Regions from separate parts of the Mus musculus genome. Here all the other regions are linked to region 1. Evidence: chromatin loops called from intact Hi-C (ENCODE). Cell type or tissue: left cerebral cortex. All regions are shown on one strand. Links, peaks and the distances in the headings refer to the core of each region. The heading gives the core; the rest is flanking DNA.

Region 1 (4,451 bases), core at 322-4,321:
CTGTAGGGCTAGAATCCTGTAAGTCAACTAACAATCAGCCTTGGTCATTTTAGCTACAGAGAAGGGGAACATTGAACAGTTACCTGCTACTGGTGCTGTTCTTCTTGGGCTTGTTCCTCCGTTTGAAGGCATCTCTGTCCTTGCTGTATGGCAGCATGGAGGCATACCCATGTTCAGCTTCTAAAAAACCGAGGGGTCCCGTTAATAAGTGGGCCCAGAGCAACTGACACCCTGTCCCCGCGTCCGTCTGTCTGTCGGAGTCCGGGACACCGGGCGGGAGCAGGCAGGCGGAATTCTGAGAACAATGCCTGCTCTTTCCTGGCGTGGACGCCCTCGGTTCGGAGCAGGTGTGGAAGGTTCCAGCTGCTCGCCGCCCCCCGCGCTCGGCTTTGGGGCGCGGGCTCGGGGGTTGGCGCTCGCGGCCGGCCCGCGCCCCAACCACCCCAGCGGCCGCCCGCCCGGCCCGCAGCCCGCCGTGCACCTCTCTCCCGCCGCTCCAGGTAGTCGGCCGCCTCCAGCAGCAGCTGGATGTTCATCCCGACGGCTGTCGCCATCCTGCACCCGGCGGGCCGCCTCTCCGTGCCCGCGGGCCACCGGCCGGGAACACCGAGGAGCCGCCGCGCTGGCCAGCCAGGAGGGGCAGCGATGGGACAGCACGGAGACAGGAGCCCAGCCGCCACCGCCGAGTGTTTATCCCGACTCGCCGCCGCCCGCCCCCGGCCCCGTCCCTTGACAGGCCCGCGGCGGCGGCGTGCCTCATTGGGCCGCCCGCGGCCCGGCCCGCCCCCGGCCCTCCGCGATTGGGGAAGTGCCCGCGGCCCCGCCCCAGAAGCCCGCTTCCCCCGCCGGTTGGCCGGGCTTGACAAGGCCCGGGCTCCGCCCCCCACGCCCCATTGGCTGCAGGACTCGCAACTCCGCCTCGTGCTTCAGCCTGCCTCCCATTGGCTCTACGCCGATAGCCGGGCCCCCTTGGGCTCTCCGGGTATTGGGCAAGTACAGTATAGGGAATGCCGCTGCGCCCGCGCCTCATTGGCCTAATCCTCGGAAACCTCCCGGCTACGATGACGTCACCTCTCTGCCCAAGCAGCGGCCCACTCCCGTGCTGCTGATTGGCTACAAGGCAGGAGGGCAGGGCGGGTCCCCGCCCACTGGCCGCCGACCTGTTGCCCACTGTCTCCGGGGAGAACTTCAGGCCTAGCTGGGGACCTCAGCAGATGGTGGCACCTAGCTCCCACCCCAGGGGTTGGGGGAAAACAGCCGGCTCCCGTATACCACACTCGCACCGAGTGACCTGGTGCATAGAGTAAGGCTGAACCCGAGGCCATCCCTTCCATCCCAGAGGAAAACACTTCAGAGCAGGCCTCTCCCCAAGGCCACCAGCACCCACAGGAAAGCTCACTTTGTAAACACAGGTCCTTGAGCATCGCGACTTTTGAAATGAGAGCTTATTCGAGACTTACAGTGTAATGTCAACATATTCAATTTAAATGGCAGGAATAAAGCTAATGGGTAAGAAGTCTGAAAACTGAAATGAGCAGGGGAGTTTAAAATGAAACGTATGAGTGTTGTCAGTATACAGTTTTAGCTTTCTCTGTATGCATATGTCAGGTAATCCACCTAGAGGGTTCCCATCCCTCAGGACAACCTGTGAGGGTTGTCATCCTTAGTTACATTTGCACATGAAGAAAGAGGCTCAGAGACAAATAACGTTCCTGTTTCCCCTTGGCTTGGAGAAAGACCTGAACCCCTGTAATCTCATCCACAACTGCCCAGGCAATCCTCTGACTTATAGTTATACAAAAACAAGACGAAACAAAACAAAACGATCCCAACAACAATAACAACAACAAAATGGCAGGTATCCAGAACTGCAGACAGCCACAGAACTAAATTCAAACCGCCATTACACACAACAGATTTGGGTGCGATGGAGAGGCCATGTTCCTGGTATGTTCAAGGATCCAATCAAGGGCTCTATGCTGACACACACACTGAAGGCAGTTTTTCATGAGGACATGGAACTTGGAAATGAGAATGTGGAAAAGAACCACTTGGAATATTTTAAAATTGTATGCTGTTTGTTAAATAAGGTTAAAAATTAAAGTATCATATGCAACTATTAAAGTAACCAACTTAATATTCATAAAATGCTTTGTTTCAGCCATTTTAACATCTTGGGTTCCACACTTTCATATTTCCTCCCAAGTTTACTGTGAATATATAACATCTTTTCAGTCTTCTCTTTCTGCTCTCAGCAACTTATTTCAATCCAGTCCTATTTCAGGATCATAATTCTACCCCTACAGTCACTCTAACGGAAAAGCCACACATTTCTTTTTAAAGGGGTGGTCAGCGTTTGAAACCCAAGCCAGAGAGACTATTTAAAGCAAGTAAGTTAAGCACAAACACGTCTAAATTCAACTCCAAACAAAAATACTCAATCACATAAACACCAGAGAGACTAAGAAATATGGCAATCTCCTTTCTTGGTGGCAAGAATAGGATTGCTTACACCAACTAGGACTTGCAGTTAGGAACAGAGTATCTAGCGCCATCTACTGGCAGTGAAGCAGTAAGTGGAAAACAAAGGGTGAACCAGCTCAGTCCTCTCCTATAACCCAACATGGTCAGTCACTATGGAAGCATGAACTGCTAAGTAGGCCTTGCCTCCCAAACATGAGAGTTCTAAAATGTGTGGGCCCCAGCTCTACGCCAATAGTTTAATACAAATGATGCATGTGATAGCACAAGAAAGGTGCTTTTCAGCATGCAAGATAAAACTAGGAACTGAGTAGTTAAATGGAGAAACCCAACTGTATGTATGACATGGTTGTCTATCTAGTCACTCAGTCCCACAGTCTGGCTCCCGGCCTCCCATGGCTCCAGCTGGGTGGAGGTCATTGCCAATGCTGAGCTCATCTCATATGGGACCCAAGGGGCTGCTTTGTAGAGCACCTCAGAACTTCATCCTCCACAGCACTCAACTGCCTGAAAGGCCTAGGCTGTGGGAATTAAAACTCTCTTCACAACCAAGTTTATAAAGACAGTATGAGATGAATTTTGTCTTCTATGTTTTTGAGGAATTTATGTCATTTCTTGGTGTAGCAAATATCCAAACAGGACATTTTTGTTTTAATATGAACCCTTTGCTGATGTTGCTTTAAACATTCAATGTCATGGCTTCTCTCATCATGACATTAGAATCTTCAAAACTTCTAATAGAGAAACACACACAAGCACACATACACAAATGTATATTCACCCATATACTATATTGCACAGAACACAGAAGAGGGTATCGGAGCTCTTTCAAGGTAGATTTAACTTACACAGGCACTGAAAGCTCTACAAGGCTCCATATTAATTCAGCTGTAAAATTATCTCTGGTTTTTTTTTTTAAGGCAAAGAAAAAGCAGGGTCTGGTGAAGCACAGCTATAACCCCCAGCACTCGGCACTGGGGCAGGTACCAGGTCCGTGACTTCTGTGTAAATGGGGCTCAGGGCTGGAGAGCAGGCTCAGTGGCTAACAGTATACTATACTAGGTCTTGCACAGGACCTGGGTTTAGTTCCCAGCATCCACACCAGGTGGCTTACAGCAGCCTGTAACTCCAGTTCCAGGCGACCTGATGCCTCTTCTGGTGACTGCACACACATGGTACACATACAGAAAAGGAGTCACCTATACATACATACAATTAGAAATCAGTAACTGTTAAAAAGGGAATCAGTCTTATCTCAGTTAATGACTAAAATACTTTCCAAAACCAAAAGACAAAAACCAGAAGAGGCTCAGTGAGAAAGCTGACAGCACTACATTCCAATTCTAAAGGCACCAGGCCCTCCACAGGGCTGGGGGGGGGGGGAACGGACAGCAGTAAACACGGCAAGCCCCACCTCTCAGAATCAAAGAGCCAGCTGGCAAACATGGTCGACCTAAGCTGTGCTAGGTGCGGTGAAGGGAAGCAGAGGTGGGCATGGAGGGCAGGTACACCTCCTACACTGCAGGGAACAGACAAGCTTCAACAGGTCATTATCAGCCCAGCACTTTTACTTCTACATAGACAGGCCAGGGAATTGAGAATAAACATGTGCTCACTGGGAAGGCAGGGGCAGGCAAGCAGATCTCTGTGAGTTTAAGCTCTAGGACTGCCAGGCTACAGAGAAAGACCTGCCTCAATAAATCAATAATAAAATGTGTTTATATAAAAGTGTACTAGTATCCATGGAATATTTTTCACAAAGGCAAAAGCATTCTAAATGCCATCTGCTGTTGTTGAAGTATAAGCAAAACAAGGTATAACCTCAGGACGGAGTATTAGTTGTAAAAAGGAAGGGGACACCAATGCACAGTGTGGATGACACCGAGTGAAAGCAGCCAGACAGAACAGCACATGGCTCTACTTATAGCAAACACCCAGAATAGGCACATACTACAGACAAGGCGTATGTT
Region 2 (4,451 bases), core at 250-4,249, 130 kb before region 1:
TCACCCATGTGGCTGCTGGAACTGAACTCAGATCCTCTAGAAGAACAAGTCCCTTTAACCACTGAGCGTCATCTCTTCAGCTTTTAGGCTGTTCAGATGAAGCTAGTAATGTTGAGAAGCAATCAGTATGCACAGAGAACTCTGATGTGGATTTCACATGCATTTGTCTTATTTAATCCATAAACCTGTGAGTAGTCACTCTTGTTTTATAGTGTGTGAAGAGGGTTAGGAGGCTCACTACAGCCACATAGTTAGTAGTGATAGATCTGGGATTTGAGCAAAGTAGTCTGGCTCCAGAGTCCCTGCTCTTAGCCTCTGTACCCTGCTGCCCTATGCACGTGTATAGGTGTACACGTGCAGTGCTGGTTGAATACCCCACATCTGACTGAGATACTAAGGACTAAAAATATTTTTTATTTCTTACTTTTTTTCAACATTTGCAAGGTTTCTTTTCTTTCTCCACTCTCCCCACTTCCTTTCTTTCAACCAGTTTAGCATCCCCTAATCCAAAAAACTCAGAAAGTATGTTGCATACTTCTGTGGTATAGGAGGCAGTAAGGGACTGGAAAGATGGCTCAGTGGGTTAAAAACACCGTTTTTCTTTTCCTGAAAAATGGGAAGATTTTGGTCACTAGGAATAAAAACCTACAACAACTGTGCTCGACTTTGTCCCAACTTACACCTAGGACTTCACTTTTAGCCTTCTTGCTCTTATGTAGTAAACAAAGTGCTGGGTTTAGAGGGTCTCTGAGGTCCTTTTGAATGCTGACTAAGCATTAATAGGAGGGTAGCACTACTTAGCACCTGGGATTGGAGCAAGACACTTGTAAAGTCAAAGGCGGTCTGATGTTTCAAGGCATTGGAGATGCCAACTTTCAGAACAAAGAATGAGCACCCTATGAGCAAGGCAGCTCTGGCTCTTTTTTGAGGCTTATTGCCAAGGGAGCTCAGACTCTGGTCAGTAACAGCCAGGGACACTTTGGCTGAGGTTTCAGTAAGGACAAGTAAAGCAAGCACGTCCCCACCCCCTTCCTTTTCTTGTCTTTTCAAACTGTTGGTCTTATATCCTTCTGTGTGTGCAGCACTGTTTTAAGTACTTGACTAATATCCTATATATCTTTATAGTAAACTTAGGAGAGTAGTGATGCTAAGTAACATCTGCAGATAACAAAGCTGAGGAAGGCAGAGTTCAATAATGTGTTCACATTTGCTCAGATGGTAGTGTCCCATCTGTGCCCCTAGCCGCTGGGTTATATTGTTTGGGGGACCTGAATAAAGCAGGAGAGAGAGAGTCTTCAGTGTTGTCAGTGACTTTTAAGTTCAGGATGATGATATTTTAGAGTCGAAAGAACCTTGGAAGTGTTTAAATGGTTTCCTTTCCTGACTGCTGTCCTTTACAGAGTTTCCACTTTCCCCTGACAGATGCCTGCCTGGTTCTGTTCCAGGCTTCTACTGAGGGCAGAGGGCATTACTTTACTACCTCCCCAACTCATTTTTATTTTGAGATGGTTTAGCTCTGTAGCTCAAGCTAGCTTGGAATTCCTGGTCCTTCTGCCTCAGCCTCCCTAGTACTGGGAATATAGGCATGTATCATCATGTCTGATTTATTTCCTTATAATATTTTTCTCATTGGCAAAATATTTCTCTTTTTTTTTTTGAGACATGGTTGGTTCTGCTGCCTAGACTCTACAGTCTTGTCTTAGCTACTAAGTACATGGGATCACTGTGACGTCAGGCTCTGTTTTTTGTTTTGACTTGAAATTTAGTTGAGATGTCTCATTAGTTTTAGGCTAGCCTGGAAGCCCACAGTATTAGTTCATCTTTCACAGGCAGCTTTAGCTCTCTCACCTCTAAGAACTTTGCAGCCACAGCTAAACAAATGTGTGTCACTTCTTATCATTATTTAAGTGCAAAGCCTTTTCCACCGTGGAGAATGAATCTTAGGGTATGAAGTCCTCAGCTTGGAAAATGAATGGAGGTGGAGCCTCTTCCATCTCACAGAAGCTGGGGGATTGTAGTGAAGACTCTGCTGTGGGTTTGAGAAAGTCACAAAATGGCTGGAAGTTACTTGGGCTCTTGGCAAACTGCATTTACTTCACTACGCCACTAGGTGATGAGCAACTCAAAGACCTGGGCAGCAGGGACTGCCGTTTAATGGCTGTCTGAAGTCACAGGTATCTTCACTGAAAGATGTTAAGGATGCTGAGATGTACTCCTTATATGCGTTGTCATTCTTGGCGTCTAGCTTTAAATACTAACTTGAAAATTTCTTTGAGTGGTTTTCATAGGAGAGGGCCAAGAGTGTAAATTAACACTTAAATGGAGGGCTGGCAAAGTAGCTTAGAGAGGGATCCATGGGCCTTAGAGGGTGGCAGGAGAACCAACTCCCACAGACTGTCTTTTGATACATGGCATAGCACACCCCCCCAATAAATAATAAATTTTAGGAACTGGGGGTAGGGACCAGGAGTGGGGGGTGACAGTGATTGGGATATAAAGTGAGTAAATACATTAATGGAAAAATACATTTTAAAAAATAATATTTAAACTAAAAAGCAGAAAGCAAGTGAATTTCTGGAGGACAATGTGATGTTTTCACATATTGTGTATACTTGTGTTCAAATTGGGTTGAATAGCACAATCTCCTCAGACATTAATCTTTTCTTTGTAGTGTGAAAAATTTCAAACTCTTCTAGCTTCTAGAATATAGGGCATATTATCACTCTTTGTAGTCTTTCTATTTATATAATATAGCCCAAACTGTATTCCTTTATAAAAATTTTTATTTATTTATTATATGTGAGAACACTGTAGCTGTCTTCAGATACACCAAAAGACGGCATCTGAACTCATTACAGATGGTTGTGAGTCACCATGTGGTTGCTGGGATTTGAACTCAGGACTTCTGGAAGAGCGGTCAGTGCTCTTAACTGCTGAGCCATCTTTCCAGCCCCCAAAACTGTATTCCTAATTGTAACCTCTCCACCTCTCATTTCTTTCTCTCTCTGGCTGCAGACCACCATTTCATTCTTGCTGTTATGAGGTTATTGTTTCTTACTTCCATGTGTGGGGAGACTGTACAGTGCCTTTACTCTCATCCTAGCTTGTATCATTTAATGTAATGATCCCCTGTTGCAGTCATGCTCTTGCAAATGACAGATTTAAAACCTTTTTTTGGGGGGGTTTTGTTTTGTTTTGTTTTGAGACAGGGTTTCTCTGTATAGCCCTGGCTGTCCTGGAACTCACTCTGTAGACCAGGCTGGCCTCGAACTCAGAAATCCGCCTGCCTCTGCCTCCCGAGTGCTGGGATTAAAGGCGTGCGCCACCACGCCCGGCTAAAACCGTTTTTTTTTTTTTTTAATTGACTGAAAAGTATTCTGTAGTATAGTTTACATTTTCTTCCTTGTTCCCCCTCTGACTGTTCCACTTTCTTTCCTTTTCTCCTTTTAAAAACAATGTTGTTTCTTTCTCTTTGAGCTGGGGATAGGACCCAGGTCCTCATGGATGCTAGGTAAGCATTCCACCAGAGAGCCCTGGCTTGCAGTATGCAGTTGCTGTCAGTGCTGTAGTGAACATGGGCTATTGATGTCTTTTTCTTTGTGTGTGTCTATCTTTTGGTCTGCACAGAGTCTTCCTTATGTAATCTGACCTCAGAGCTTACATCTTTCTGCTTTAGCCTGCTAAGTATTGGGATTATCTGCATATCTCACCATACTTGGGCCCTGTGTGAGTAGTGTCTTCACCGCGTTCAGTATTCTTTACTATTGATCACAGTCTATAGAGTAGCTTTCTGGCGTCTGGGTTCCTAGTGATGCAGCATGTGCCAGTGGCCTAAACTGGCCCTTCCTCAGTCCTTTGTAAGCAGCAGCCTATTATGGCTAGGAGCTTGTGAATTTTATTTATGCCTTGAATTTTTTCATAGAGTGGTAAGGTATGCCTTAAAAAAAAACAGATTTATTTTATGTATGTAAATACACTGTCCCTGTCTTTCAACACACCAGAAGAGGGCATCAGATTCCATTACAGATGATTGTGAGCTGGGAATTGAACTCAGGACCTCTGGGGGAACAGTCAGTGCTCTTAACCACTGAGCCATCTCTTCAGCCCTGAGGTGTGCTTTTTTAAAAAGTAGCCTTGAATTAAGAACTTAAAACTTTTCTTGGTACAGATGTTTCCCAGTCTTCTTATGTTACGGGTGAGGAAACTGAAACTGAACCCAGAAAAGTGCAGTGACATGTCTTGAGTCACAGCTAGCCACAGTGGAACCTCAGGCATATAACCCAACTCCTGCTGAGCTGTCCTCTGGTATTGTCACTTCACAGCAAATGGTCACTAGGAATAAACTGAAAAGTTTTTACTGAGACAGGAATTTTGCCACCCATTAATGGGGAATCAGGAAGAGGTAGTAATAACTCTTTATACTCAAAATGTGGCCCATTTGAAGGATTCTG
Region 3 (4,451 bases), core at 270-4,269, 140 kb before region 1:
GAACTGAACTTGAGTCCTTCTGGAAGAGTTGCTATCTCTCCAGCTCCCCTGGTTTTTTTCTTAACTGAAGACCTCTAGGACTTAGTGTCCTTTTTCAGGGAAGCTTTCCCTTTCCCAGGTCTCTCAACATTCTGCTTGCTCTTTCCTTCTTCCAGAATACTATTCCTTTCCTTTCATGGGCCCATATTTTGCTGCAAAGTTGTACAGTGATCCATCAGGTTTTAACTTATGCCCTGCAGGTTACAGGAGGCGTGGGTGATCCTATGATTCAGCAAAGAGAGCTCTGGTCTTTAGAGACTGAGGATCTATCTTTCCTCTGGGATTCATTAGCTTTGAGACTTGTATAATCCTACTGTCTGGGCAGCAGTGTTCCCATAACAAAAGGCCAACTAATCTCCAAGTTCTTCTTTAATTTTATCTTGGGTGTGATATTGTCTGATGGTCTTGTTTGTTTATCCTTTTGGTAAATCCAGGCATAAGAAATAATGAGCAAATTCTTTATTCCCCTTAGGCCTGCACTCCACGTTCTGAGGAGGAGTCCTTGAAGCTACTGAGATAATGGAACAATGGAGTAGATAGTCCATTATAACTCATCTGGGATTCTTCTCAACTTCAAGTGACCACAGGTTGGTTAAGGGGCTTAACAAGGCTAGGAAAGTCAATTAGGCCTAAAGTTTGTAAGTTGAATGGCAGGGTTTATGCTTCATGTTATTAAATTCACTTCACAGAAGAGCTATCTGTGAGTGAGAAAAGACTTGCTGAAAGTTAGACAGTTTGTTAGGGTGTGAGGTAAGTCTCTTGACTCCTATTCCTTTTTTGTTTGTTTGTTTGTTTATGCCTGTGGCTATAACTTTGACCATAGAAAAGTATCAAACTCAGGACCTCCCAGCTAATCTATTTTTTGTCTCAGGACATTTATTTGAATTACCTTAGACCCTTGACTTTGTTGGGTTAAGAGACTTTTGTCCCCACTTATTCTTAAATGTTTGCATCTATGGGTTTGAGAAGGGATGGGATGATTCTTCACTCAATTCCCTGAGATTTGGGTGGGAGCTGAGTGGGTAGGGACCACAATTTTCTCTCTCTGATCCAGCAAGTATAGTACAGCTATTTAAATTTGCTAACATGTAGTGTTCTGTTTTGTTCTAAAAACAGTTTCAACTTTTTCTTTTCACCCTTCAGTTTTATCCACCTTTTCTTTTGTTATTGTTATTTTCTTTTATTGTTGTTTTGAAATAAGGTCTCACGATATCTGGCTTAAAATTGTAGTCTTCATACCTTTGTCTCTCTCTGAAGTGCTGTAATCTCACTAAACTGCTTCTTTATTTATTTCTTACTTATTTTTGAGATGGACAAGGTCTCATTATGTAGTTCTGGCTGGCCTGGAACTTGCTATGTAGATCTGACTGGCCTTGAACTCACAGATATTCATCTGCTTTTGCCTCCAGGATGCTGGGATTAAAATCCTGTGCTAATATGTCACATTCACTTTTATTTGTTTGAAGATTTATTTGTAGCTGGGCAGTGATCGTATCTGGCCTCTAATCCTATCACTTGGAAGGCAGAGGCAAGTGGATCTCTTAGTTTGAGGCCAGCCTGGTCTACAGAGTGAGTTCCAGGACCACAAGAGCTACACAGAGAAACCCTGTCTTAACTACCCCCCCCCCCCCCAAAAAAAAACCCAGCACATCTTTATTTGTATATGTACATGTTTGTGTGTGTGTGAATGTATGCTCACATATGTTCCAGTGTTTGCAGAGGCCAAAACAGGCTGTTAGATCTCCTGTAGCTGGAGTTACTGATTTTTTTTTTTTTTGGGTTATTCCAGACAAGGTTTCTCTGTGTAGCCCTGGTCTGAACTCACTCTGTAGACCAGGCTGGCCTCGAACTCAGAAATCCACCTGCCTTTGCCTCCCAAGTGCTGGGATTAAATAGTTACAGATTTTTATGAGCCTCTCACAGTGGATACTGGATCCAAACTCTTGTCCTCTGATAGAGCAACAGTGTTTTTTGTTTTTGTTTTTGTTTTTTTAAAGGTATATTTTTTTTCTTTTTTTTTTTTTTTTTAATTTATGTTTTTTTTTTTGAGACAGGGTTTCTCTGTATAGCTTTGGCTGTCCTGGAACTCACTTTGTAGACCAGGCTGGCCTCGAACTCAGAAATCCACATGCCTCTGCCTCCCAAGTGCTGGGATTAAAGGCGTGCTCCACCACACCCGGTTTAAAGGTGTATTCTTATTTTATTTTTAAAATTTTTTTAAAGATTTATTTATTATTATATGTAAGTACACTGTTGCTGTCTTCAGATGCACCAGAAGAGGGCGTCAGATCTCATTACAGATGGTTGTGAGCCACCATGTGGTTTCAGGGATTTGAACTCAGGACCTTCAGAAGAGCAGTCGGTGCTCTTAACTACGGAGCCATCTTTCCAGCCCATCAGCAAGTGTTTTTAAGCATTGAGCCATCTCTCTGTCCCTTATTTCATTTTTATTTAAAATAATATTCATGTACACATGCAACACACACAATTAAATTAAAGTTTGTTTTTTTTTTAAAGAATTTTTGTTTTTAAAGGTTTATTTATTTATTATATATAAATACACTGTAGCTGTCTTCAGACACTCCAGAAGAGGGAGTCAGATCTCATTAGGATGGTTGTGAGCCACCAGGTGGTTGCTGGGATTTGAACTCGACATTCAGAAGAGCAGTTGGGTGCTCTTACCCACTGAGCCATCTCACCAGCCCAAAGTTTTTTTTTTTTAACTTTAATTATATGTGTATATGTTTATCTGTGTGGGTTTATACACACCAGTACAGTTCCCACAGAGGCCAGAGAATGAGTTGTTGGATTCCCAGGAGGTGAAGTTACAGGCCATTGTATACTAATTGATGTTGGTTGCTGGGATTCAAACTCAGGTTCTCTAAGTTACTAACCATCTCTGTATTACCTAAAAACTTAAAAAAAATTATTACTATTTTGTGTGTGTGTGTGTGTGTGTGTGTGTGTGTGTATGTGTGTGTATGCCTGTTTGTCTGTATGTATACCATGTGTGTATGCAGTACTTGGTAGAAAACAGAAGCATGTGTTAGATCTTCTGGAACTAGAGTTGTAAGAGGCGGTGAGCTGCCCATTGTGGGTGCTGGGAACTCAGGTCCTCTATATGAGCTCAAAGTACTCTTTTTTTTTTTTTTTTTTTTTTTAGATTTATTTATTTATTTTATATATATGCGTACACTGTAGCTGTCTTCAGACACACCAGAAGAGGTCACAAACACAAGAAGAGGGCACCAGATCTCATTACAGATGGTTTTAAGCCACCATGTGGTTGCTGGGAATTGAACCCAGGACCTCTGGAAGAGCAGTCAGTGTTCTTAACCTCTGAGCCATCTCTCCAGCCCCAAAGTACTCTTAACTACCACTGATCTATTCCTCCCTTTTGTATTTTTTTTAGACAGGGTCTCACTGTGTAAACCAGGCTGACTTTGAACTCAGAGCTCTGCCTGCCTCTGCCTGTGGAGTGCTGAAATTAAAGTATATGCTACCACATCTGACTAAATAAATAAATAAATGAATGAATGAATGAAATTAATAAGGGCTGAAGAGATGGCTCAAAAGTTAAGCATGCTTGCTGACTGCCCTGTCACCCATGGGCATCTTGCAACTGCCTATAATTCTGTTTCTAGGTCATCTGACACCAATATCTGATGATATCTATGTGCACTAATATACATGTGGTACTTGACCATACACATAGACGTGAATAAAATGATTACAGTAGAGCTGGGCGTGTAGCTCAGTGGTAGAATCCTGGCCTAGTGTGCCAAGGCCCTGGGTTTGATCCCTACCACCCTGCACCCCACCTACAAATAAAGAAAATGTGACCTGAGAAAGTACAGCTTAGAAACATGTCCTGCCTACATTGCAGGTTGCAGCAGTTTGGCCTCATGTCCGGGTGACCTGTTTTCTGTTAGGAGGTCATATGTTATAGTATCATACAGAGGTTAGCGTGGTTACATTCTTGCTCCAAGTTCTCCCAGTTGGTTATGATGCCCACAGATACCCAACTAGTAAGGCATGTGTATGGGTATGTAGAGGCAACTTAAAGGGAAAGATGAGAATACAATAAAGTAGAAAAGATAGAAAGTAAGGAAGTGAAGGAAAGGAAAACCCTGAAAGAATAAGGCAAAGAAAAGAGAAGACATGATTGGTGAGAGTCATCAGCCCTCTAGCTATGTGAATGGGCACTAAAGACAGGAGCAGGCAAGACCATTTCTGGGTTGGGTTTGGATTTTTTTTTAAGTCGCTGGCTGTGGTGGTACACACCTTCAATCCCAGCACTCAGGAAACAGAGGCAGGCAGTTCTCTAAGTTTGAGCCTAGCTCGGTCTACAGAGTGAGTTCCAGGGTAGCCAGGGCTAGAGAGAGGAAACTGTCTCAAAAGACAGAGAAAGA
Region 4 (4,451 bases), core at 154-4,153, 230 kb before region 1:
CTGTTTTTTGTTGTTGTTGTTTTTTGTTTTTATTCGAGACAGGGTTTCTCTGTATAGTCCTGGCTGTCCTGGAACTCACTTTGTAGACCAGGCTGGCCTTGAACTCAGAAATCCGCCTGCCTCTGCCTCCCAAGTGCTGTGATTAAAGGCGTGTGCCACCACGGCCCGGCTTTTTGTTTTGTTTTGTTTGTTTTTATCTGCTTTTTTTGTTTTGTTTTGTTTTTTGTTTTTTTTTAAATGTCAGTTGAAAATTGCAGCCTGGGAGAGCTTGGTGTGAGGACACCCAAGTTGGCTGGTTCTGAAGACAGGGAGGTGAGGATCACAAGGTCTTTCATGAACCACTGCACACTTAATGAGAAAGGAGAGAAACAGCATCCAGAAAGATGTTGTCTGCATGTCTCTCTATTGGAGGGCTTGACATTGAACTATAGAACAAAGGAGAAACACTTCCCAATGCCAGGCAAAGAAATGAGGGTTGATGCTCTCTGGTCACCACTTGAGGCAGTTGCTAGGAACTAACTAGCCATGTGATCCAGGTATAAATATGAATGCTTTTGAACTTAACAGCAAATAAAAATTGTGGCGAGAGGAAACATCTCTTTTTTTAGTTCCTTCAGTTTCTGAAACAATATTAGAAAAATCTGATCCCAGAAAAGGGCCACTGTAACGGAGAAAAGTAAAATTTGGCTAGAGCAAAGCAATTGTGCCTACAGCGCACCACCAGTAGGTGTCCAAGCTATGGGAACACACCGGCCTCACCTAAGGCACCATAGCTTTCCGAGTGTTTCTGAAGTGCGGTGGTGGCACATGTCTTTAATCCCAACACATTGGAGGGAAGAGGCCCGCGGATCTATGTTCGAGACCAGCCTGATCTACAGAAAGAGTTCCAGGAAACACAATATTGGTGCCGGGGATTTACGATTCTGAAGAACAAATATACATAAAGTCTATTTCGGCTCTTTCCAAGGGGGGAGTCGTTCAATAATGTGTAAGAGCGAAGCGAGAGAAAACCATACAAGCTCAGGCGAGCTCTGCTTCCGATTCCAGTAAAACTGTTTTCAGCACAGAATTGTTCAGGTTCGATGTACTAGGGACCACCGGGAAGCCCTTGCTGGTGTGTTCTGTACGTTTAGGTAAAGCCACAAAGTGTCAGCACCCTGAGCCTTCTCTGTAGTTTTCCAAAAGAGAGCACTCCCCTGAAATACTACAAATCCCATGGTGCCACTTCAGCGGAGGTGAGCGGGCCCTTGGCGCACGTGGGCTGATCTGACCAATAACGACCGTCGTTACAAGCAAACAGTTTGGACGTGTTTGTAAAAGTCCGTTTGTAAAAGGAGAAGAGACGCGGCGAGGGTCGTCACCAACGAGATTCCTAGAGTTGCGAGGCAGGTAAGGGGGCAAAGTGGGAGAGGCCAAGCACCGGCGGAGCACGGCTTAGGGTGGGAACAGAGGCGGAAAAAGTGTTCGGGGAACTGCGTGTCGGACTGCTGACATTTTTGCTGGGCCCTCAGTTTGACGCCGCCGGAAGTGGGCGTTTTGCGCAGGATGCCGGGAAGCGGGTCGCATGGGAAGTGCGTTTTCCAGCCGGCCGTTCCCGGAAGCTGAGCTTAGGCGCGCTCCCCTAAACAACACCGAGGAATTGTGGCCCGGACTCTGTTATTTGACAGTGACCGGGCTGATTCTACAATCAGTAAAGGTCTGCGAGCTGTGACGTCTCGATCCAACCAGACAGTTTTATTCCTAAAATGGGTAAATAGCGCCTCCACAGGATCCCTTGTGTGAATGCATGCACTCGAATACTTCTTTCTTACTTGGGGCGGTGTTCACGTGCCCAAAACAGCGTCCCCACACCGACCAGCTCAGCGGCCGCATGGGACAGGGGGCAGCCTACCGCGCCTCGGGTTCCCTCAGCCAGCGCCAGGCGCTGCTCACCCTCTTGCTGAGAAGAGACAATCATCGGGAGACCCTTCAGGTTTCCAGCGGAGCTCCTTCACAAGTCGCGTTCCTTGTGTATCCTTTTTTAAGACAGAGTCTGCAAGCCGGGCGTGGTGGCGCAGCCTGTCATCCCAGCACTCGGGAGGCGAAGGCAAGAAGATCTCAAATTCCAGGACAGCTAGGCTACATAACAGACCTTGTCTCAAAAAGAAAAGAACAAACTGGGTATGGTGACGAGCTCCTTTAATACCAGAACTCTACAGGCAGAGACTGGCGAGTCTCTGAGTTCGAGGCTTCCCCGGTCCATCCCAGGACAGCCAGAGCGATACAAAGAAATCCTGCCCCCTACCTCCCGCCCCACCACACCCCAAAAAAGGAAAATAAGAAAAAAACTCTGTAATAATTCGTAGTGATACATGTTTTCAAATTCGAATAGTAAAAAAAATGAGATTAAACCTCCATTTCTCGGGTCTCAAATTACTGCTGAGGAAATAGACAACTATGCTGTGTCCTTAAAGTCTTTTCTAAAAAAAGATTTTTGTGTATGCATGTGTGTATATCCAGTGTGTCAAAGGAGTTGGACTTCCCAGAATTAAGAGTTTTAGGCAGATGAGCCCTGATGTTACTGCTTGGAACCAAACTTGGGCCCTCTAAAAGAGCAATACACACTTTTAACCACTAGCCATCTCTGCAGCCCCATTTTCCCCTTTCCTTTCCTTTCAAAACCAAGCATAGCATACACAAAGCACTAAGCTTTGTTACTGGTATACAGATCTCAACTGTTTTTAATGGCTTTACAGTCGCATCTTACTCAGCACACTGTACTTAGTTCTTTAATGGAAGTCCTTTTCCTATTCTGCAGGTACAAAATCTCATAGAGGGATATCTGTGATTTGGATGCCAGCCTGGTCCACATATTGAGTACAGCCAGGTGTACATAGTAAGACCCTATCTTCAAAAAAGAGGTGGGAGCTGGAAAGACCACCCAGTAGTTAAGAATACATACTGCTCTTGCAGAGGATCTGAGTTGAGTCCCCGGCACCCATGTCTAGTAGCTCACAAGCACCTGTAACTACAGTTCCAGACATATGCAGTGCAGCCTGTTGGCTATGGCTGCCTGTACTCATATGCACATAGCCTGACACAGGAAATAGGTTTCAGCCCCTTTGGAAACAGTTTTTCAGGTTCCGAAAATGTTAAGTGTACAAAGGAAATAGCTATGTTTACTATGATATTTACATTTATTGAAATATATGGCTCAACACTGTGGTCCATACATGTAGCCCTATCACTTAGGAGGCTGAGATAAAAGGATTATCTAGAGTTTAAGGCCCGCCTCAGGTACATAATAAGTTTCAGGTCACAGAGTAAAACCTTATCTTAAGAATAAATAAAAGAAATAGTAGCCGAGCGTGGTGGCGCACGCCTTTGATCCCAGCACTCGGGAAGCAGAGGCAGATGGATTTCTGAGTTCAAGGCCAGCCTGATCTACAAAGTGAGTTCCAGGACAGCCAGGACTATACAGAGAAACCCTGTCTCGAAAAACCAAAAAGAGAGAGAGAGAGAGAGAAGGAAAGAAAGAGTACATGGGTCTCAGTATATATATGGGGGGGGGGGTGGTCTTACTGGGGATCAAGTCAGGGGTCTTCTCCAGACTGAGCCAGTGTTAGAACTCGGCTGTACTGCCTTCAACCCTGTGCAAGTTTATGGGAAGACATTTTTCTATACAAATACTTGTCCCAGTGATCTGAGCTCTGTGTATTGTAGCCAGAAACTTGGGACTAAACTAATATTCTGTGGCTGATAAGTGGACAAACAAGACATGACTTACCTATACATTGAAATACTGAATTTAAAAAAAAAAAAAAAAAGACTTTACAGGGATTAGAGAAGTGGCCCAACAGTTAAAAGTGCTTGCTTCTCTTCAGAGTTCCGTTCCCAGCACTCTGGGATGTCATTATCAGGCAGCTTTTCAACTGCCTGTGACTCCAGCTTTGAAGGATCTTACACCCTCTCTGGCCTCCACAGGCATTTGCATTCACGTGTGCATATACAGGCAGATACACAACTAAAAATAAATCTTAGGAAACATTTTAAGGAACTGGGTGTAGAGGCTTTTATCTTTAATAATTAAGCTAATCCCAGCACTCAGGAGGCATCTCTTTAGATGCCAGTCTAATCTACATAGGCCAGTCTGGTCTACATAGTGAATTTCAGGCCAGTCAGGATTCCTTGGTGAGACTTTGTTCCAGAAACAAAACCAAAATACTATGTGTTTTATTTATAAGCTAGTACAAATATTCATGTATATGTGTATTTGGAAATTTGTTTCTCCGTTGTGTATTATACATTCTAACTTACATCTAAATATTTTTTCAAGAATTACAAGCAAATTGCCTTTTCCACCACTTAGTGAAAAAGCATTAAGAGGCAGAGAAGATGGTTCTTAAGTAAAGTTCCAGCCTTACAAGCACGAGGGCCTAAGTTCTGATCCTCAGAAGCCATATACACAGCCA
Region 5 (4,451 bases), core at 182-4,181, 200 kb before region 1:
TATCCTCCCACAGTCCAAGATTGGTGAGCTTCGAATCAAGTTTGAGTATGGTCACCACCGGAATGGACATGTGGCTGACTACCAGGACCCAAGGCCACCCATGGACCAACCTTTGGAGCTGGCCCCTCTGACTACTATCACTTTCCCTTGAGGCAAATCAAGAGTATTTTGCAGAGTTTGCACATCCCAATCCCTGAGGACTATAAATCCTAGTAGCACTTATACGATCCCTGCTAACGAACCACACTTGGCTAAGATGCAGTTACTCAGCCCATCCATGTGTGTTCTGTAGAAGAAACTCTTGTAAATAGCCTTGTGTGTACAGTCTTCATACAAGTCGGGCACTTATTTCTGACCAGAGTTTTAGAAGAAACAACAAAAATCCAGCTCACTGGCTTCTCATGGATTCACCTGCAGCTTGTTTTTCTGTAATTCTCCAAAAGTCACAGCACTGGATCTTAGCCAACAGTGTTGGAAAGTTAACGATGCCCTGGGCCGAGCAGGGTCCTCTCTCTCTGCCCAAGAGCTCCAATCACTCTTTATTCTGATAACAAAATAAAGTACAGTGTCACTAGTTTTTCCAAATGGTGCCATTGATGTCATGATTTTACAATTAGAACCTGTGGGAGAATTTATCTTGTCAACAGGAAAGTAGGCAGTGCCAGGGGATCAGCAACACATATTCACCACCACCTCCACCCACCCACCCCACACAACAAGGTTTCTCTGTGTAGCCCTGGCTGTCCTGGAACTCAGTAGACCAGGCTGGCCTAGAACTCAAGAAATTCATCTGCCTCTACCTCCCAAGTTCTGGGATTAAAGGCATTTTTAAATTTATTGTTATTATTTTATCATTATTATTATTCAAAATTAAGAGCAGCTGAGCACTCGGGAGGCAGAGGCAGACAGATCTCTGAGTTTGAGGCCAGCCTGATCTATACAGTGAGTTCTAGGACAGCAAGAACTACAAAGTGAGAACCTGTTTTTTTTTTTTGTTTTTTAAAAGCAGCTGATAAAATTCAAAAGTTCTAGGTTCACTCATCCTAGAACTAAGATGGTGGAGGAAGTGAAGATTTGCCTTCTAGGAGAGGAGGAAGCATTTTCTACACACCTGCCATGACTTCCCTTTACACTATCATGCCAGTCAGTTTTCCCACTGAGTCTTCATTTTTCCCTGGGTTCTAGGAATTACTCTTCCTGAAGTCTCACTGGGGCTACAGATTGAGTTCTACACAGTACTAAAATTATGTTTAGTTTACTTCTACGTATATATTCTTTCAACTTGAAATACATTGGTTTGATATGCAGGGGTTTTTTTTCTCTCTCTCTCATGCTTTGCCAACATGTATATATGAACACATGGGTGCCTGGTGCCTTGGGAAATCAGGAAAGGTTGTTGGAGCGCCTGCAACTGAAGTTAGGGAGGATTGTGAACCATCATGTAGGTGCTGGGAACCTAGGTCCCCTGGAAGAGCAGCCAATACTCCTAACTGCTGTACCATCTATCTCTCCAGCCCCTTGATAGGAATGTCTTATAACTGATAACTCTGTTTTAATTGTAAATGACGAAACACCCAGCTCCAACCTGCTTGGAGGGGGGGGGGGGTGCCTTGTGTTTACAGTAAAGGCTGGACAAGCACCTTGTGGAAATGGGGTGTGGCCAGGCCATACAAGCCCTTGGGACAGTTCTAGCCAACTGTCCATTCAGTTGGGGCTTAACTTGGGGCAGGCCTGTGACTTTGATATTACCATTTTCACGGTAGGGCTTGATGCACAGTAATCTGTCAAACCAGTACTTATAGGACTCACTCTGGGATCTTGTTGAAATGTATATTCTAGCTGGTCACTATGGTGCACACCTTCAAGGGCAACCTTGTCTACATAGAACCAGGTCAGCCAAGGTGAGACCCCGTGTCAACAAAAGTGTCTATCTGAATTGTAAGCTTTAAGGCAAGGTCCAAGACCTGCATTTCTAGGAAGCACCCTGACACTGTACGAAGTGCTATGTGAAAAACTGCCTTTCAAATAACAAGGTTGGTTCCCAAAAGGATTTGTGACTTCCTTCCTGCCTTCCCTTCTACGGCTTGGTGTGGGTCCAGCAGCTATGGCTGAGGCCTGGACTGCGCTCCTGAATGACTCGGGATACTCGGGATACTCTGGACTAGTTCGTAAACTCCACGTCTGCATAATGACACAGAGCATCACATGCGATCTGCTGATGTGGCTGAAGATGGTGCTTTCTGGCCCATCCTGAGACACAATTTCGGTTAATGACAAGGGCAGAGAATGAGTATGATCCTCAAACTTCCCATGACCCGCAGCGCGACCAAGCAGCCAGGCAGTTTCAGGAGACCAAGTAGAGCAAGTAAAGAAGCCACGTTTCTGCCCACACCGGTAGAGGGGAGAAGCCGGAACAGCACGCGGTCACGTGGCCCCGCGAGGTGACGTCACCACGCTGCCGCCGCACGTCGCTTCCAGCCACACCGCCACTGTTCTTCCGCCAGGCGGCGCCGCAGGTTGGTCACGCGCTTTGTGCACAGCCGCGCTGGCGCTCCGGACACGTCACCACCTTCGCGTCCTTTCTGGAGAGCGCGGGAAGGAGGGCGCTGCGGGTGGTGACGTCACCGGGGTTCCCTGCGAGCTCGCGTGGGCGGGGCTGGGGACGTGGCGACCGCCGAGTGTCGAGCTGGAGGGGAGGAGACAAGGGAGACGAGGGGGATGGGTAGGGGAGAAGGGCCGAAGGGAGTAGGAAGGGGTGGAAGATGTAAAAGAGGTGGGGGGTAGAGGAAAGTGGCTGAAGATGGGAAGGGGGTGCGGAGAGGGGGTAGGGGAGAGCCGGGAAGGAAGGAAGTGTGGAGACGAGGGGAAGGCCGGAAGAGTTGGGGGAGGGGATTGTTTAAGGGGAGAGGCGAGAAGGAGGGGTGGGAGAGAAAGGAGGAGATAGTAGGAGGGACTTAGAAAGCCTGCCCTCCTTTCCCCTCCAACGCACCTTACACTAGCACAGCTCTTGAGGCCTCCAAGGTGTCTGTGGCTCCTTCCCGCAGTAGACCTTCCTCCAGGGCAGCCACGTTCTGCCTCCTTTAACCACCATCAATCACCTCAGGAACAAAAGGAATGGTACCTCAAAAGACTTGGTAGTCCCTAACCTTAACCAAACCCGGGAAGGTTTTGTGTTCTGTTCCCTGACTGTTAATAGAAGATTTTCCTCTTTACCGCCCCAGTAAGCCTCGAGCCCTCTGGGTGGCAAAGGGGTTAGAAATGGGACCTGCTTCAGAACTCAAGGTGGGTACCAGAGTTTACCCGAACACCAGTCTAATTCTTTGTCACTGGCGGCACAGCACTGACGAGTGACCTTGAGGTACCCTTTTGCCCCACAGTCCCTGACTTCCAGAAAGAATGGAATAAGAAGCTGAGGTCTGGGAACCATCATCTGAGCTGAGAAAAATGGATTCCCTGTCCCCTTAGTAGGGACAGAGTTGAACTATGGCTACTTCTCCAGCTCTTATTAGGGTTTGGGCCTTGTGCAGAGTGAGTATCCAGCTCCTCCTGGAGGGTGTAAGGGATGCTGCGGCCGCCCGGCCTGCCTGCCTGCCCGCCATGGTCTCCTTTGGTCACTCCTGTCCTGTTTATTAGGACAAGGCTACCTTGGGCTTCAGATGAAAGACAGCATTTGAGGTATAATAAAAAGTAAGAACCCAGAGGGGAAGCAGTCCTTCCTTCATGGCCTTCAGCAGGGTGGGCTAATAATAGAAGGACTCTGTATTAGCGTATTTATCGGGGTCTAGCAGTAGTCACCCCTTCTGGACCTGTTATTCCTACAAACCCACAATGCCTGTTCTCCATGCTCTGAGCACAGCATCCTGTACATAGGTCTTACTAGAGAAGGCTACAGGCTGGAAGTTGAGTTGACACACAGCTTTTTAGCCCTAATTGTCTGGTCTTTTAAGATAGGGTCTCACTATATAGCCTAAGCTAGCCTCACTCTTGGGATGCCTGAGCCTTCTAGGACTGGAATTACAGGTATGCACTGTCCTGATCTCCCCTCTGGTCAAGATAATGGAAGAAGTGTGGGGGCAGACAGTTGAATGTGTGGGTGTTTTGTAGTAGTTCTTTGGAGCCCAAGTTTTTTAAGTAGATGCTTTTTTTGCTTTTTGTTTGTTTGTTGTTGTTGTTGGGGTTTTTTTTTTTGGGGGGGGGGTCAAGGCAGTCTGTGTAACCCTGGGTATCTATAGACCAGGCTGGCCTGGAACTCAGAAATCCGCCTGCCTCTGCCTCCCAAGTGCTGGGATTAAAGGCGTGCGCCACCACGGCCCTGCAAGTAGATGCTTCTTGACAGGCAGCTTCTGTCTCATGTCCAGAGACTTTCTGAGCCTAGTTGATAGAACCTGTGTAGATAGAACAAGACCTTTCCTCCTGCCTTGGCTGGAAAAGCAATGGTTCCTATCCTGAGT
Region 6 (4,451 bases), core at 215-4,214, 210 kb before region 1:
TATACCCTTAAACTGTGAGCCACACAGGCCCTTTTTTCCTTAAGCTACTTTCATTAGTATTTGTCCAACAGAATTCTTAGTACCGGTTTCCTGATTTGTCAGGAGATGAAAAGCTCCATGCTTTTTTGAGGCATCTTGATTATGTAACCACTAGAACCCACCTAAAAAAGGTTCACTCTGGGTTTGGGAGGCACTCAAACCCAAACTTGTAATCTCAATGCCAAAAGGGTAGCCACCCGCTCTAGTCTAATTGGCAAGTTTCAAGTTTTGATGAGAAAACTTGTCTCAAAAATCCAGTTGTGGGTGGGCAGTGAGATGGTTCAACAAGGAAAGACACCCTTCCCAACAAACCTGATGGTCTGAGTTCAATCCCTGGAGCTCATGGTAGACAGAGAAAACTGGCTTCTGCAGGGGATCCTCTGACACTGCACCCTCCCCCCAACACGTGTGCCATAGGCTGCATGTGTGCACGTGCAAACACACACACACACACATTCTCTCTCTCTTTCTCTCTCTCTAAATTAAAACATATCAGGACTGGAGTGATAGCTTAGCAGTTAAAAGCATTTATTGCTCTTTCAGAGGACCTGAGTTCCATTCCCAGCATCCACATGGTGGCTCCATCTCCCCAGTTCCAGGGGATCTAACACCATCTTCTGGCTTCTTCATGTACATACTTATTGTACATACAAACATGCAGGCATAATACTCATATACATATAACAAAATTTAATAGAATGTTTTAATAAGCAAAAAGACACACAGACAACAAAGACGAAACACAGTCCTGAGAAAACTTGTCAGTTCACCTCTGGCCTCCACATTGCTTTCAAATACATGTATATGCCCCTGCACACATAAGCCCACAACACATCTGTACACGCTAAACACTGAGGTTTAACATTGGCATTCTACAGTCAAATAAAAGTAGGCAGAGCCAGCTGGGTGTGATGATCTGCAGCTAGACTCTGACAGAAGAGACCATTCAGAGTCTTACTCATAGGTGGTGGTGCACATCTCTAATCCTAGCACTGGGAAAACAAGCAGTGGGATCTCTGTGAGCTCCAGGACAGCCAGGGATACACAGAGAAACCCTGTCTCAAAAAACATAAAAACAAAACTTAGTAACACTTGGGAAACAGGTAGTTTGACGTCTATGCTTTCTAGGTTGAGGAAAGCCACTTATAGTGACTCTGTCTCAAAACCAAAACAAAACAAAAATATCGAAAAAAAAAGTGAATATAAGTCTTTTCTATTCTAACTCTATTATAATTGTTTTGTCTTTTTTTTTTTTTTTTTGCTTGTTTGGAGTTCCTGTTTTTTGGTTTTGTTCTGTTTTCTTTACATGTATGTTTATGACTCTGTGTGTGTGTGTGTGTGTGTGTATGCACCATATTAGTGCAGTAGATCACAGAAACTGAAAGACTGTGTCAGGCTTCCCAGATCTGGAGTTCCAGGTGACCATGAGCCACCTGTCATGGGTGCTTAGCGCCAGCTCAGGTTCTCTGGAAGAGCAGCAAGGGTTGAGCTATTTCTCCAGTCCTCTTCTTTACATTTTTGTTTTTTGTTTTTGAAAGCTATATAGCCAGAGTGACCACAAACTCAGAACCCTGCCTCAGCTCTAAAAATGCTGGCTTTATAGTGTCCCACCTTGCCTAACAACTCATTTAATATATATTATTTAACATTTTAGAAAAAATAGATTTATTTTATTTGAATGGGTATTTTGCCTGCGGGTATGTATACATCCACATGCATCCCTGGTATCTACAAAGGTCAGAAAGAGATAGTCAGACCTCATAAAACTAGAGTTATGGATGGTTGTGAGCCATCATGCTGGTACTAGGGACCAAACCTAGGTCCTCTGCAAGAGCAACAAGTGTTCTAAACTATGAACTAAATTTCTTTTCAAGTTAACCAGTGGTCTTTCTCTCAGAGCCAGGCATGCTGACGCACCTGTAGTTCTAGCACTCGTGGGACAGAGGAAGGAGGAGCCCTAAGGGTTGAGGTCAGTCTGGTCTCTGTAGTGAGTCAAATCCAAACCCTGCCTGTGCTACAGAATAAGACTATGTCTAAGCAATGTCCAAAGCTCTGTGCTTCTCCGTGGAGCTCTAGATGTTTATAATGTCTAGATGTCTGCTGGAATTAAGAAAAGCTCTGAGCTCAGCTGCCTCCCTGAAAATCTGTTGACTTTTTCTTATTTCAAATTACTTTAAGAGATTAGGATGTTTTCTTATATTTTTGTGTGCCCTGGAGTTATGGTTAGGCTGATGCTGATTGGACCTGCAGCAACCTAACCCTATAATCTTAGCACTCATGTCCTGGCCATGCAGGGGAAAGCAGCTTCCTGCTTTGCTTAGACTGAATATAGCTAGCAAGTGCGTGGGCATAGAGGCCAGGAGTCAGTCAAGTGGAGGAGGCAACCAGAGGCTCTTTAGCTCTTCTGGCATGTTCTCATTTCATACGACCTTCAAGGGGAGAAGTCTGCTCTGGTGGTGGCTGCACAGCTGGGGCTCTGAAAAGTCATCCTGGGTGGAGAATAGGAGTGTTACACGCTAGGGATGAAGGACAGGCTGATAGAGCCCGTGGCCTTCGAGGACCCATCAGTCTTTTACCTTTGAATAAAGAAACCTCAAGGGAGGGGTGGTGGTGGTATTACATCTTATTTGGTTGGGAGAGGAAACATGTATGCCATGGCCAGTGTGTGGCAGTCAGAAGACAACTTGCAGGGATTGGTTCTCCCTTTTCACCATGTGGGTTCCAGTCAGGTGATCAAGCTGTGCAACAGCTGCCCTTACACACTGATGTCTCCCCAAGCTGCCCACACCAGATACTTAGGATCACAGCCCATCCACTCCTTTCCTTCCTCCTGTCCTTGTACATCAAGAAAACAACCATGTTTATTTAAATGACATTCTTCTTTTTTCTGCAGGCAAACCAGAACCCCTGGTGTTCCACATTCCTCAGTCCTTTTTTGATGCCTTGCAACAGAGAATATCCATAGGAAGTGCAAAGAAGCGGCTCCCCAACTCCACTACAGGTGCGGGGGTCTCCCTGGGGAAGAGTAATAGTAATTGTGACTAGAGAACTATGTGTGGGAAAAATCTCTGTGGAACTTTCAGTGTTAGCATGTCTGGGCAAGTTAATGGGGACATGAAACTTTTGGCTATTAGCTCTTAGAACAGTGAGTATCCCTCCAAAGACAGATACTTCTCCCAGTTAGAGTAAATGGGAACATTCAGGAGATGTTGGCCTGGGAAATGATGAGCAAAGACTGGTTGATACTTCTCAGTGTGGTACAGTTTCCACAAAAACATCTGAAGCCCCAGCAGCCAAAACCTAAGGAGGTATCCATAGATATGGTATCTGTCAGTATGCAGATGGAACTGAGACCCCACTCTCTCGGCAGAGCCCTAACTGATATTCAAGACATGATTGTTCCTTAGCATCTTCCAGTGCGTTTCCAGAGGGGAGCTTTTCAGAAACTTTGGTCTAGACAAAGCATTTCCAGTAGTACATTAAGACTATAATTCCAGCTGGGCAGTGGTAGTGCATGCCTATAGTTCCAGCACTTGGAAGGCAGAGACAGGTGAATCTCTGTGAGTTAGAGGCTAGTCTGGTCTGTAGAGTGAATTTCAGGACAGTCAGGGCTACACAGAGAAACCCTGTCTCAAAAAATAAAAACAACAACAATAAAATATACTTCCAACCTGGCATGGTAGTACCTTTCATCACAGCAGACAGGAGGCAGAAGCAGTTGGATCTCTTAGTTCGAGACCATCCTGGTGTACAGAGCAAGTTCCAAGACCACCAAGCTACACAAAAGAAACTGTCTCAAAAGGAAAAATAAATAAATTAAAAAGATATACACAATATATATTCCTTAGCAAATACTAATAGAATGAGCCTCCACCTGTAAGATTGAAACGAAATATCCTCAGAAAGTTCACAGGGGGGCTGGAGAAATGGCTCGGAGGTTAAGAGCACTGACTGCTCTTCCAGAAGTCCTGAGTTCAATTCCCAGCAACCATCTGTGATACCATCCAATTTCCTCTTCTGGTGTGTCTGAAGACAGCAAAAGTGTACTCATATAAATAAAATAAAATAAAATAAAATAAAATAAAATAAAATAATTCTTTAAAAAAAAAAAAAAAGGTTGGGCATGGTGGCGCACGTCTTTAATCCCAGCACTCGGGAGGCAGAGGCAGGCGGATTTCTGAGTTCAAGGCCAGCCTGGTCTACAGAGTGAGTTCTAGGACAGCTAGGGCTACACAGAGAAACCCTGTCTCAAAAAAAAAAAAAAAAAAAAAACAAAGAGAGAGAGAGAGAGAGAGAGAGAGAGAGAGAGAGAGAGAGAGAGAGAGAAAGTTAGTTCTTTCACAGGGAGAGGGGAGAGCACACACGCCTTTAATCCAAGCACTGGGGAGCCAGAGGCAAGTGACTTTCTGAGA
Region 7 (4,451 bases), core at 1-4,000, 140 kb before region 1:
TATCTTCCTCCAGCTTGTCGATGATCATGGCGAAGGCCTTAAAGATGGCATTGGTAGGCCCAGTCAGCGTGATGATCCTCTCCGGGCAGTTCCCCTCCGAGATGTTGATCCGCGCGCCGCTCTCCTCGCGGATCCTCTTCACCGACTCCCCTTTCTTCCCGATGATGCTGCCTACTTCCTTTCCGTGCATCAGCAGCCGAATGGTGAGAGTCACGTTGAGTCCGCTTTCAGTCACACCGGCGTCCATGGCGAGCGGCGGGCGGCGTTCGGGAGTTGGGCTCGTTACGTGGTCAAGTCCTGGGCGGCTGGCGGGGGAGGGGAGGAGTAGGCCCGAACTGCCGGCGCGAGGCGAGCGGGGGGCCGCAGGAGCGGGCGGGCGCGGGCGGGAGGCCGCGGCGGCGTCGCAGGACTGGCGGCGGCGGCGACGGGGGCGAGCGGGACCGGGAGCGGTCGACGGGCGGGTGGGCGAGGGCGCGGCGGTGGCGACTCCGGCGGCAGCCTCGGCGGTCTGGGCGGGGCGGGAAGCCCGCTTTCAACCCCGCGTACCCTCTGACCCCGGAAGTGCTTTCCGCGCAGGACCCCTAGGAGAAAAAAAAGAGGACCGGCTTTTTTAGGTCACAAGACTGCGCCAGCGCGCGCGACCCTTGAGAAAAATAACCCGGTGGCACCGCCGTCGGGTTGAAAACGGACAACGTGGGCAAAACTGGGGACCCGGCAGAGATTGAGAGGGAGCACGTGTTTTGTTAACCCTAGCGGCTCCGGCAGGGGACTGGGAAAATATACTGGTTTTGTGCCGGGGACAGATAATTGTTTCCCGGTCCGCCCAAGGATTCGATGGCGGAGCGATACAGGCATCGGCGGAGGCCGCTGCAGGCGGGAGCTAGGCCGCCGCGGGTCGAAAACGTGCGCGGGAGGGGACCAGGGCGCATGCGCGGCAGCGAGGGGGGGCGCGAGCGGCCCGCGTTGGCTTCCGTGGGGGGAGGGGCGGCGAGGCGAGGCGCGGCCCGGCGGCTGTGCACGCGCTCTGCTGGGCACGTGGGGCCCCTTCGTCCCCGGCGTCCGGGCGCCTGGTCCCAGCCCCCACCTTGGCCTCCGTCCGGCGGCTGCGTCCGCGACGCAGAGAGACTCGAGCGAGAGTCACCCGCCCCGGCGAGTGCCGCTCGGGCTAGTGGCGTTAGGAACGGGGGCCGCTGGAATGGCGTCCACTTACATAATGCTTTGTTTGCACTTGGTCGGCTCCGGTTAGGGAAGCCCTCGGAGGCGCTACCTCCTGCCCTCGTGTTTTATGTCCCACGATAGTTCCCGAGACCTTAGAGGAGCGGTGCGCACTGACGGCGTGCCGGCATGGCCCCCCGCATGTCCGCGCTGGCTCGCCCGCCGCCTGGACCACGCTTTCGGGAGGCGGCCAAGCCTGGGCGCCGCCGCCATCTTGGGAGGTCGCCCTGACCGAGGCCTCCCGCCGGGAAATGGCCCTCGAGACGCTGGAGAGCGCCTTGTGCTTTCTTTGCCGGCTCCTCGTGCCGCCGCCATAGTCAGCCTGGAGGAGGTCGTGTGAAGGAACGTGTTGTTTAATACTTGGCCGAAAGGACCAGCGTGGCGTTCCTCACCCCACCGCCACCCCACCCCCGAGCGGGGAGGGCTGGCGGCCATGTTTCCCAACAAAATGGCGACACGTGTCGCCATCGAAAAATTGGGCCGGGTCTGAAAGCTCTAGAATGTGCCTTTCATCAGTCTCAGAATTTCCCATAGGATGAAACAGCAAGAGGTGCTTTTGGAAGAAAGTTAATTCCCTTGGTGGGCAGGAGAATAAATAAAATGCAGGCCTGACACGGGATTTTTAAAAAACTGAGTAATGGCAGGCAGGTGTGTGCCTGTGTGTGTGCGTGCGCGCGTGTGTGCACAGTATGTAACCAAGTACCCAAGCATCTAGAAAAAATTTCTAGTTTTTTTCTAGATGTTGTACAGGTGGTGCTGTAACTGATTTAAGATTGTTATGCCTAATAAGCCATAGAATGGCAATGTCTCACTATTCAACTGTCCAGTGATCCTAAAGTTCACAGTTATGTCCACTTTTCCACCTTTACAGTCAAGAGGAACAGATTGTGGGTGTGGGTGTGCCACAGCAGATTCCATTCTAAACATTTTATCCCATGCAATATATATTTTTTTTAATTGAAAATTCCATGAAGTGGGTATTTATTTCTCTTTCTTTTCCCCAACAGAGCAAGACAATCCCAGAGAGATGAATGAAGTGAATGACCCAAGGTTACACAGGATGGAACCTATATCTTCTGATTTCTCTACTGGTGAGCACCTTTTGCAGATTTTTTTATTTGAATCAGAGTTTTAGAATTTAATTTTGCTGAGCTGGTTATCAGACATAGGATCTCTAACTTTTTAGCCAAGCTGTCTACCACTACGCCACAGTTTTGTGTGTGTGGTTTTTTTTTTTCAGTGCAGAGGCACTGAGCTCTGGATCCTCCTGTCTCACTTCACAAACACTGGAATGACAGGATGTGCCACCACTGGCATGTTGAGGGCATGGTAGGAAACACCTTTAATCCCATCACTGGGGAAACAGAAACAGGTAGATCTTTGAGAATTTGAGGCCAGCTGGGGCTACAAAGTGATACCCTGTTTCAAAAAAAAAAAGAGAAAGAAAAGAACTGACTTGTGTGAACTTGTCATTTCTAAAGGAGCCACTCAGAACCCCCCCCCCCCCCCCCCCCCCCCCCGCCCCGCACCTGTTTGTATGTTCCGTGCCTTCACTTATTCCTGGTGTTAGTGACATTTGTTTAGGCTCAAATATTATTTTACAAAGCCTCTGGATGAGGACAGGAAGAGGATGTGATTCAGGCTTGCCCAAAAGTTCAGTATCTGTTCATCTGGCCTCATCTGAGGCCCATTTCCCTCCACCTGGCTCCAAGGGAGCAAGCGAGCAGTTCCCTAGAGACTTGCTTTCCTCAGTTGCTTGTGGATGGATTTCTGGTTTCTCCATCCCAGTCCTTTAAGCAGATAAAATAAGTTACTTTACCTGGTTCCAATCATCTATTTCTCTTTAAATATTGACAGAGCATGGAGGAATATTAGATAAATCATAACTTGTGACTCCTCAAACCATGCGGCCTTCACTATTCAGTGTATTCAATTAAGTTCAATGTAGGTCATAAATCAGCTTTTTTCGTAAAAGCAGCACAGATGCATGTGGTATGGAATTATAATTACAGAGAGGTTATAACCTTCATTTAAATTTGTTAAATACTCATGGAAATGAGTGTATAGTTAGGTATGTTTAAATTTATTAAACTCACCTGGTCTAGAAGGTGAGGGTACTTCTCAGGAATAGACTCAAGCTCCCAATTAGGTCAGCTATTTCTACCCATAATTCCTAAAATCATGTACTGAAGTCTGCAAATAGCTATTTATTAGGCTCACATTTAAAAATTAGGTTGGGTTTTTGTTGTCTTGTTTTAAGACAGGGTATCGCCATGTAGCCCTGGCTAGCCTGGAACTTCTTTTGCAGACCAGGCTGGCTTTGAACTCCGAGCGATTCATCTGTCTGTCTCTGCCTCTCCAAAGTTCTGGGAATAAAGATGTGTAGCACCACACATGGCAAGCAAAAGAAGACTTGGGGGTTTTTTTGTTGTTGTTGTTTTTCAAGAAAGAGTTTCTCTGTGTAACAGCCCTGGGGCTGTCTTGGAACTTAGTCTATAGACCAGGCTCAGCTTGTACTCCGATGTAGGTAGTGGATAGCGCAACAAACATGTACTGGAGTGGCTGTGGCTGTGTGGGTGTCGGAGAGAAGAGCTTTTTGATTGAAATTACATTTAGATCACATGTCAAACTTTTCTTTTTTCTTATATATTTTTAAAATTTTTGTCTTTTTTATTTTTTGGATTTTTTTTTTTTAAGATTTATTTATTTATTATATGTAAGTACACTGTAGCTGTCTTCAGACGCACCAGAAGAGGGCATCAGATCTCATTACGGGTGGTTGCTGGGATTTGAACTTTGGACCTTCGGAAGAGCAGTTGGGTGCTCTTACCCACTGAGCCATCTCACCAGCCCTGTTTGTTTGTTTTTGAGACAGGGTTTCTCTGTGTAGCACTGGCTGTCCTGGAACTAACTCACTTTGTAGACCAGGCTGGCCTCGAACTCAGAAATCTGCCTGTCTCTGCCTTCCAAGTTTTTGTCTTGTTTTGTTTTGTTCTTGTTTTTGTCTTTTGAGACAGGGTTTCTCTGTATAGCCTTGGCTTATTTATTTTATGTATGTGAGTGCACAGTAGCTGTCTTCAGACACATCAGAAGAGGGCATCAGATCCCATTACAGATGGGTGTGAGTCACAATGTGGTTGCTGGGAATTGAACTAAGGACCTCTGGAAGAGCAGCCATCTGTCCTGTCCAGCTGGTGTCAAACTTTTCACATTAACATTATGTTACCTCTGTCCAG

Evidence for each region. Hi-C counts contacts between places; a loop is a spot of excess contacts. Peaks named below come from ENCODE experiments on the same cell type or tissue, not always from the same donor. Only the 100,000 strongest peaks of a DNase experiment are listed, where the experiment ranks them.
Region 2: a loop joins it to region 1, with 8 times the contacts of the local background. A loop is called at or near these places in 37 of 42 quality-filtered maps.
Region 3: it touches region 1 in a loop (5-fold over the local background); 34 of 42 quality-filtered maps call a loop at or near these places.
Region 4: it touches region 1 in a loop (2.6-fold over the local background); 20 of 42 quality-filtered maps call a loop at or near these places.
Region 5: it touches region 1 in a loop (8-fold over the local background); 16 of 42 quality-filtered maps call a loop at or near these places.
Region 6: it touches region 1 in a loop (2.8-fold over the local background); 7 of 42 quality-filtered maps call a loop at or near these places.
Region 7: it touches region 1 in a loop (4-fold over the local background); 8 of 42 quality-filtered maps call a loop at or near these places.

What each region holds. Positions count from the first base shown.
Region 1 is chr6:86,668,455-86,672,905 of GRCm38, forward strand. Mxd1 (MAX dimerization protein 1) reads right to left here and starts at 705. Exons shown (of 6, transcript NM_010751.3): 1 at 482-705; 2 at 84-180. The coding sequence starts at 554. In left cerebral cortex, for the core only: a CTCF peak has its summit at 2,561 (motif pointing left); DNase peaks (open chromatin) are centred at 970 and 2,557; H3K4me3 peaks cover 1,028 bases; H3K27ac peaks cover 855 bases.
Region 2 is chr6:86,543,305-86,547,755 of GRCm38, forward strand. The region is part of intron 3 of 1600020E01Rik (RIKEN cDNA 1600020E01 gene); the gene reads left to right. Among named protein-coding and RNA genes, the nearest start is that of Gm38676, 17 kb to the left of the region's middle. In left cerebral cortex, for the core only: CTCF peaks have their summits at 2,114 and 3,991 (motif pointing right); a DNase peak (open chromatin) is centred at 2,112.
Region 3 is chr6:86,531,682-86,536,132 of GRCm38, forward strand. 1600020E01Rik (RIKEN cDNA 1600020E01 gene) reads left to right here. Exons shown (of 5, transcript NR_037960.1): 3 at 512-626. Among named protein-coding and RNA genes, the nearest start is that of Gm38676, 5.1 kb to the left of the region's middle. In left cerebral cortex, for the core only: CTCF peaks have their summits at 2,310 (motif pointing right) and 2,556; no DNase peak of the experiment used is centred there.
Region 4 is chr6:86,437,099-86,441,549 of GRCm38, forward strand. C87436 (expressed sequence C87436) reads left to right here and starts at 1,576. Exons shown (of 10, transcript NM_001364557.1): 1 at 1,576-1,749. In left cerebral cortex, for the core only: CTCF peaks have their summits at 731 and 1,754; DNase peaks (open chromatin) are centred at 501, 806, 1,304 and 1,531; H3K4me3 peaks cover 1,887 bases; H3K27ac peaks cover 2,168 bases.
Region 5 is chr6:86,469,804-86,474,254 of GRCm38, forward strand. C87436 (expressed sequence C87436) reads left to right here. Exons shown (of 10, transcript NM_001364557.1): 10 at 1-585. The coding sequence ends at 151. A430078I02Rik (RIKEN cDNA A430078I02 gene) reads right to left here. Exons shown (of 3, transcript NR_131126.1): 2 at 2,990-3,098; 3 at 474-2,686. Among named protein-coding and RNA genes, the nearest start is that of A430078I02Rik, 8.8 kb to the right of the region's middle. In left cerebral cortex, for the core only: CTCF peaks have their summits at 2,491 and 3,526; DNase peaks (open chromatin) are centred at 2,556 and 3,267; H3K4me3 peaks cover 1,903 bases; H3K27ac peaks cover 2,160 bases.
Region 6 is chr6:86,454,884-86,459,334 of GRCm38, forward strand. C87436 (expressed sequence C87436) reads left to right here. Exons shown (of 10, transcript NM_001364557.1): 7 at 2,933-3,040. Among named protein-coding and RNA genes, the nearest start is that of C87436, 18 kb to the left of the region's middle. In left cerebral cortex, for the core only: no CTCF peak of the experiment used is centred there; no DNase peak of the experiment used is centred there.
Region 7 is chr6:86,525,669-86,530,119 of GRCm38, forward strand. Pcbp1 (poly(rC) binding protein 1) reads right to left here and starts at 521. Exons shown (of 1, transcript NM_011865.4): 1 at 1-521. The coding sequence starts at 247. It overlaps 1600020E01Rik (RIKEN cDNA 1600020E01 gene), which reads left to right and starts at 1,662. Exons shown (of 5, transcript NR_037960.1): 1 at 1,662-1,765; 2 at 2,223-2,306. Gm38676 (a long non-coding RNA gene) reads left to right here and starts at 3,096. Exons shown (of 2, transcript XR_869219.1): 1 at 3,096-3,738. In left cerebral cortex, for the core only: a CTCF peak has its summit at 1,627; DNase peaks (open chromatin) are centred at 288, 610, 988 and 1,605; H3K4me3 peaks cover 2,176 bases; H3K27ac peaks cover 2,586 bases.